3 separate regions of the Homo sapiens genome follow, and all the other regions are linked to region 3. Evidence: chromatin loops called from intact Hi-C (ENCODE). Cell type or tissue: endothelial cell of umbilical vein. All regions are shown on one strand.

Region 1 (2,500 bases), 72 kb before region 3:
ACTATGTCTTGGTTGTGTGAGAACTTCTAAGCTTCAAGGCCAAACTTCAGTTTTCACTTCCTTCACAGATGTCTGACTACGCTTATAAAGAATTTCCAGAATTTGTTGGGCACTGTGGCTGACGCCTGTAATCCCAGCACTTTGGGAGGCTGATGCAAGTGGATCACTTGAGGTCAGGAGTTCGAGACCAGCCTGGCTAACGCGGTGAAACCCCGTCTCTACTAAAAATACAAAAATTAGCCAGGCGTGGTGGCGGGCGCCTGTAATCCCAGCTACTTGAGAGGTTGAGGCAGGAGAATCACTTGAACCCAGGAGGCAGAGGTTGCAGCGAGCCGAGATCGCACCATTGCACTCCAGCCTGGGCAACAAGAGCAAAACTCTGTCAAAAAAAAAAAAAGAAAGAAAGAAAGAAAGAAAAAAGAAAAAAAAGAGAGAGAGGAAGGAAGGAAGGAAGGAAGGAAGGAAGGAAGGAAGGAAGGAAGGAAGGAAGGAAGGAAGGAAGGAAAAGAGAAAACAAGAAGAATTTCCAGAATCCAATGGGATGCTAAACAAATTTTTAGTCAAAGCAATCTGGAAGGGAAAAAGAGCTACTTTGTGGCAGCAGGGCTGTATTCATTCCTAAATGCCAATGTAGTACGATTTTAAAGGCCAAACAATCATTTGTTCCCAAATTCTCACCCCTGTATATTACAAAGCATCATTATTTAAAAAATCACCGTGAGCCTTATTGGATCCTGATTCAAGCAAATTGTAGGAAAAAAAGACTTATGAGACAATTGGGGAAATGTAAACACTGACTAGATAATTGAGAATATTAAGCAATTATTGTTTAGTTTTAAAGTGTGATAATGGTATTGCAGTTTTTTAAAACAAAAAGGGTCCTTAGTTTGTAGAGATATATACTAAAGTATTTACAGATGAAATGATGTGATGTCTGGGACTTGCTTAAAAATAATTCGTCATGTAGGAAGTAGGAAATGGGTGGCAGTATAAATGAAATAAGATTGACCATTTTGATAATTGTTGAAGCTAGTTGATGGGTATATGACCATTCACTGTAACAGTCTCCTTACTTCTATATATGTTTGAACTTTCCCATAATATTTTTTTAATCCACCATAAAAGTGGTAGCATGGTTTGGGGAGGCTCCTTGTAATATGAATTTTATCCAGAAATGGTAACCCACAAACTTCTTAGCCCTCCTTGGCTACATTAGCAAAGATGAATTGATCAAACATCTTATGAGGCAGAGGCCACAAGGAACAGGAAATGAGGCAGGACAAGTCTGAAAAGAGGAAGTTAAGAAAGGCTTGGAACATGGACTCTTGCCAGAGTGGACAAGCTATTGCCAACCACTGAACGAAAGGGTTTGAAGTGTAGCAGCTGGAGAGAGGATGCTAAAAGAAAGTAGTAGCCTCCTTAGGGGGAAGGTGTCTTGTATATGCATGTTGGTGGGGGATAGTGGGGTGGAGCTTGAATGTTCAAGGCTGTAAAACAAACTCACCCTTTGATTAGAGCTATCTTTGTCTCCCTTTGGAAACATCATGAAAATAAGACATGTAGAACTGATTCTTAATCCAAATCTCAAGTCAAACAATAACTCAGAATAATTTTCTGTTTTTTCCCCCATTTTCAAATCTACAAGTCTTAGGTCAGCTGCTTGTTTTCTATAGCTGTTTCCATTATTTTCCCAAAACAATCAAAAGTTACTATTTTATTGATTGCGAATGTTAGACCTAAAGGAGCCCTTGTAGATCACTTACTCCTTTTTTTTCACAAGTGAGCAAACTGAAGCTCAGAGAAAGAAAGAAACTTGCCCTGCATCATACAGTACCTAGCTAGCACAGTGCTGGCACATGGTAGACACTCAATAAATATCTGTTGAATCCAGGGTTGATACATAACCTACCAAGTAATTATAGCCAGCATCTGACCTGACTGGTTGGTGCCCATGTCACATAGCTTTAACATCGCCCCCCAACTGAACAGATGAAGGAATGAAAATAAAGTAGTAAAGCCAGATTGTTCTTGACTTGCAGACATTCTTTTTCTGTAATTCTAGTTCTAGTCTTCATGGGGCCCTAAGTGGGCAGGCAGGGCCACCTTTGGCTGCAAAGCTTACAGAGAATCCAGGCCTCCTCTGGACTCGATGTTTGTTAATTGTCCATTAGCCTCCTCAGTGCTCCTAGGTACTGGCCAGCCTTATTTGGGGCTGCATAGCAGGCAGAGTGTACGGCAACCCTCACATGTTAAAGGTTTGATCTGCACTCTCATCCTAACAAAGTAATTAATTGGGGCTCCAAACTACCTATTTCACTGTCAGGGAGTGGATACCCAGCATTATTTTTCCAGTTCTCATCTACCCCAGGGATGAGGGGAGAGTGGAAAAAAGAAAAGAAAAAAGAAAAAAAATACTTTTAAGTGTTTGTAGAAGCATAAATAAGAATTAATGTTGCTAACTGGATTTATACCATAGAATTTTTTTCTAAAAACAGTATAA
Region 2 (2,500 bases), 87 kb after region 3:
TCCTGACCTCAGGTGATCTGCCCGCCTCGGCCTCCCAAAGTGCTGGGATTATAGGCGTGAACCACTGCGCCCGGCTCATGATTACTAATTCTTTTATTATTTATTTTCTGTCTCCCCTATCCCCACTAAGACTGAACGCTTCATGAGGGCAAAGAGTATATTTATTTTGTATCTCCATTGTATCTACAGGACCTAGTACAGCACTTGACACAGAGAAGGTCCTCAATAAATATAGTATGGATGAATGGAGAATGACTCCAACTCTGGCTCTCCAATCTGATCCCTCTCCAGAGCAAAGATCCATATATCCTAATGTCCCAAAGGCACTCAAATTCAACAGGACTCATTAACTTTTACTGCAAATGTAGTCTTTCCCCTGTATTTCACATCAACCACCACACTCCACCATACTGTCAGTGGACTGATGATCAAATCCTGTAAATCCTTTTTCAACATGTCTCATCTGCCTTTGATCCTTCATATATCCACTGTCACTGCCTTACTTCAGGCCCTCATTTCTTATCTAGCTTACTGCAACTAGTCTTTTTACTGCCTTTGACATTGTCACCAATCCTTCTTCAACACAACTTTTAAAGAGATTTTCCCCAGTCCTTACCAATTCCCTCTTAATACAAATATAATTGTGTTACTTCCCTGCTTAAAACCCTTCCATGACTACCTGATGCCTGAAAGATGAAATCCAACTCTTAAGATGAGTCCACATGATCTGTACTCCATTTACATCTTTAGTTTCATCTCTTGGTGAATCCATATTAAATCCTAGCTCCGTTGCTGCAGAAAAACTTTTGCTAAATTAGAGTTCTTCTCCTGCTCACCCCCAGAGGTCTATACAGACTTATTTTATCCTGATGGTATTTGTTTCTGTGTATGTGTATCTTGATGTGTGTGTGCCTCCCTCTACTGGACAATAAGCCTTTAGGGACTATATCCAGTAAGTACCTACAGTTTTTGTTAAATGAATTAGTTCTGAATCTCTTTCCCTTAGTTTTTGTAACATGCTTGTGTTGAACTTGGCTTCCCATAGATTAATTCATAAATTATATTAAAGAATGGCAATAAAAAGCTTCAAATTCATCTAATTTCTGTATCTATTAAACACAATTGGCTGCTATCTAAATAATGAGGATGGCAAAAAGTTTTCAAAGCTTAGCTAGCCTATTACACAAATAAAGAAACTGAATTTCTTTGTCTTATTGTAGTTACATAAACCAGTGGAAGATCTGGACTGTGCCTTTCCATAACCTTGGCTCTATCTTGGTTAATTATGTTTATTCTTAAGTTTAAAAAGCCCCTGAGCACAGAAAATAAATCTTTGCTGTCTGTTTCAGTCATATTTCTTCCTAAAAGCCAAGTCTGAGGTTATTGTTTAGCTGAGGTAAGTGGACTGCACATTTAGGGCCCTCAGTTATGGCTAGCATTGAAAGGCAGGATTCATCCATTTGAACATGTACTGAGTGCTTACCATTTCCAAGATATTATACAAGACCCTGGGATTACAAAAGTTGGATCCTTTCAAAGTGTTTAGACATGAGTGCACTCATGGCTTATATACCTCCAACATGACAATACTTTTAAAAAGAAGCAAAATAGAGAACTGGCAGGTTTGGTAATTTTAAAACGATATTCTTCAAAGGAGCTTAATGGAAAAGGGAAGGTATGATGGGGTGAAATAAAAAGTAGCTTCTGATTTGAGGGGGTTCATGGTAGGCCCTCTGTGTGTGCTTTGTTGTTCTGTATTTCTATTTACAAAGGCAGTACTTAATGGCTTCATGAGCTGGCATTGTATATGTCACCACAATGACCCCCATTGTCCCATCTTTCCTTTTTGCAATGAAGAGAGCCCACCGGCTGCTCCCAAGCTTCTGTCCTTACCTTACTGATGAAAGCTCTCAGTGAGGCAAATACATGTTTCAGCGACACTTCAGATTGTCCATTTTTAAGAAAAGCAAGATGTATATCAAACACTTTTTTCATTAATGGGTTATGGCCATCATTATTTAAAAGTTGGGTCTATAAAACATTAAAAAATATGGTTTATGCCCCACTGAGAATGACAGAACTGATTTCACCAATACCTGTTTATGAAACCACTGTTTGGAAGTTTCAGGAAAATAAAAGGCTCTTGCATATAATTTCAAAATATTTGTGCCATCTTTCAACTTGGAAATCTCAAACAACTACTACATACATGATATCTAAAATATTTAATCCCAACATTTTAAACAGGTAGATTTTTTTTCAATGCAACACAGCAATATACAGGACTAGTATGGGAAGAGTATTTTCTATTAACCTATACCATATTGCTTCTCAATTAAGAAATCAATAAATTAATAATGAATACAAGCAAATCAGCCTTTGTATTTCTGAGAGACTAAATATTGTAATGTATGAATGAAGGAAAATACCAGTTCTATTTTATTAGATTATGATCTAATTTACTTTAAAAGTATGTTTAGTATATGGTTAGCCATTTGTG
Region 3 (2,500 bases):
TAAATTTTATGTGTATTTTATAATAAAAAATTGAAAAAAACACAGGCACTGAAACTTTAATCTCCAAATGTTTAAATATATACAAATACATGTGAACTGTGTGTGTATACAACATGCCTAGACATATATATGATTAAGTGATGATTATACTACTTGTAAAGGTCTCTAACAGCTCTTCGTGTATAACTTCAACATAGTGTAGTGTTTAAGAGCACAGACTCTGGAGCCTGACTGCCTGAGTTTATATCCCACCTCTACTACTTGCCAGCAGGCAAATTACTTAACCTCTCTATTTCTCAGTTTTCTCATCTCTAATATGAGGATAATAATAGTAACCTCTTGCAAAGGGTTATTATGAGGATTAAATGAGTTAATACAAGCAATGTGCTTAGAATAGTGCCCACAGGCAGCAAGTGCTATGTGTTAGCTATCTGCTTTATTTCTTTAAGACAAAACAATTCTAAAGAGTTGCTTTTTTTTTTTTTTTTTGGAGACGGAGTCTCGCTCTGTTACCCAGGCTGGAGTGCGCTGGTGTGATCTTAGCTCACTGCAAACTCTGCCTCCTGGGTTCAAGCGATTCTCCTGCCTCAGCCTTCCGAGTAGTTGGGATTACAGGTGTGCACTGCCACGCCTGGCTAATTTTTGTATTTTTAGTAGAGACTGGGTTTCGCCATGTTGGCCAGGCTGGTCTCGAACTCCTGACCTCAAGTGATCCACCCACCTCGGCCTCCCAAAGTGCTGGGATTACAGGTGTGAACCACTGTGCCTGGCCAGGGTTGCTTTGGTTTTCTGTTGAATTGATATGTGTCCCTGGCCTTTGAGACAGAACAAGTATCCCTTCTACCTGATAAGCTTCCCTTAGGCACCTAATTTCAACCATGTCTTGGGGATTGCACCACTGACTTCAGAAAAGGGAGTAGGAAGGGACCCAAGTATGTCTGTATCTAAACCTCAAATCCCAAGTCTGTACAGTCATCTAGCACAACATCCTATTTAAATTAAGAGTTAACACAATCTACTATTTCATAAGAAGGCATTTTGCTTAGCTTATAGCTTTTGCTCTCGCCTGTCCAATCACAGCAGCTAGCAGAGGCATGCACATTTTGGGAAAAGTTAAGGAAATCACAAGAGTCATATATGAGTCATCTGTCCCTTCCCTTACATCCACTCAGGCATCAACTCCTGTTCGTTTTTTTCTTCCAACATCTTTCTTAGTTACCCCAATCATGCAAATATGCTCTGTTGTGCCCCACCAGGTGGGAAGATACCAGTAAGTCATGGTCCTGGACAGGAAGGGTTCGCAGCACATTTTTCTAGTGGAGACCTGCAACCATAGATTCTTATGTAGCTTCACACTCCAGGGGCTCCCCTACCCAGTGAAGTCTCCCTGCTTGCTTCCTCCTTCTGTGTTATTTTTCCCATGCTGTGCCGGACTCAGAGCTTTCAAGGGCAAATCAAGCTATTCTGCCTGGATTGACTTTACCAATGCACTCTCCTGCCAAGCCAGGTTCCTTCTTGACCACAAAGGAGCACTCTTGCCCTCATTTCTGGGTCTCTGCTCCTGCTATTGCCCCCACCTGGAATAAATTCTCCACCTACTCAAATCCCAGTCATCCAGAAGATCTAGCTCAAGTTTTACCTCTTCCATAACACTACCAACCGTCAGCTTTTTCTCTTTTGAATGCCTATAGTACTAGTTGTTTGGACCACACAGCCCAGCCACTATAAAGCCAGTCTCCAATGTAGTATCATTCGCTTCTTTTTTTGTTTTGAGACAGTCTTGCTCTGTCGCCCAGGCTGAAGTGCAGTGGCCTGATCTTCCCTCACTGCAACCTCTGCCTCCCAGGATCAAATGAGTCTCATGCCTCAGCTTCCTGAGTAGCTGGGATTACAGGCATGTAATCCCACACTCGGCTAATTTTTGTATTTTTAGTAGACGGGGTTTTGCCATGTTGGCCAGGCTCAAACTCCTGGCCTCAAGTGATCCATCTGCCTCAGTCTCCTAAAGTGCTGGGATTACAGGCATGAGCCACTGCACCCGGCCTAATATAGTATCATTAGCTTCTTAACAAATGGCTTGCACATACTTTCGTGGGTCCCAAGCCGTCCTGCCCTGCTACCCTGGGAGGTGTCCAGCTAAGGACTCTCGTCTTTTCTGCTGGGCAGAAGCAATGAGTACAGTGGTTAAGGGCATGGCCTCTGGAATCAGGCTGCCAGGGTTGGAAACCTAGCTCTTCCACTTTGCCAGGTATGCGAATTTGGGCAAGGGTCTTGGTCGCACTGTGCCTCAACTTTTTCGTGTACAAAATGGGACTAATAACAGCACCTACAAGTTATATTATTGGTAAAGATTAAATGAAATAGTACAAGTAAAGCAGCTAGAAAACTGCTGGGCATAAATGCTATATACATGCTAGTTATAATTAAGACATGCCACAATGTGGGCCATTGAGTGGGACAGGTTAAACTAAGCTAGTAATCTAATCACTTTTATAAACAC

Evidence for each region. A loop is a pair of places that touch in the nucleus more often than their neighbours do. Peaks named below come from ENCODE experiments on the same cell type or tissue, not always from the same donor. Only the 100,000 strongest peaks of a DNase experiment are listed, where the experiment ranks them.
Region 1: it touches region 3 in a loop (4-fold over the local background); 2 of 110 quality-filtered maps call a loop at or near these places.
Region 2: it touches region 3 in a loop (9-fold over the local background); 10 of 110 quality-filtered maps call a loop at or near these places.

What each region holds. Positions count from the first base shown.
Region 1 is chrX:118,801,860-118,804,359 of GRCh38, reverse strand. It overlaps a transcript of IL13RA1 not described here. Among named protein-coding and RNA genes, the nearest start is that of ZCCHC12, 21 kb to the left of the region's middle. In endothelial cell of umbilical vein, no CTCF peak of the experiment used is centred here; a DNase peak (open chromatin) is centred at 1,319.
Region 2 is chrX:118,642,988-118,645,487 of GRCh38, reverse strand. It overlaps DOCK11 (dedicator of cytokinesis 11), which reads right to left. Exons shown (of 53, transcript NM_144658.4): 40 at 1,894-2,031. Among named protein-coding and RNA genes, the nearest start is that of IL13RA1, 83 kb to the left of the region's middle. In endothelial cell of umbilical vein, a CTCF peak has its summit at 951 (motif pointing left); a DNase peak (open chromatin) is centred at 897.
Region 3 is chrX:118,729,567-118,732,066 of GRCh38, reverse strand. The region is part of intron 1 of IL13RA1 (interleukin 13 receptor subunit alpha 1); the gene reads right to left. Among named protein-coding and RNA genes, the nearest start is that of IL13RA1, 3.2 kb to the right of the region's middle. In endothelial cell of umbilical vein, no CTCF peak of the experiment used is centred here; a DNase peak (open chromatin) is centred at 1,226; H3K27ac peaks cover 1,978 bases.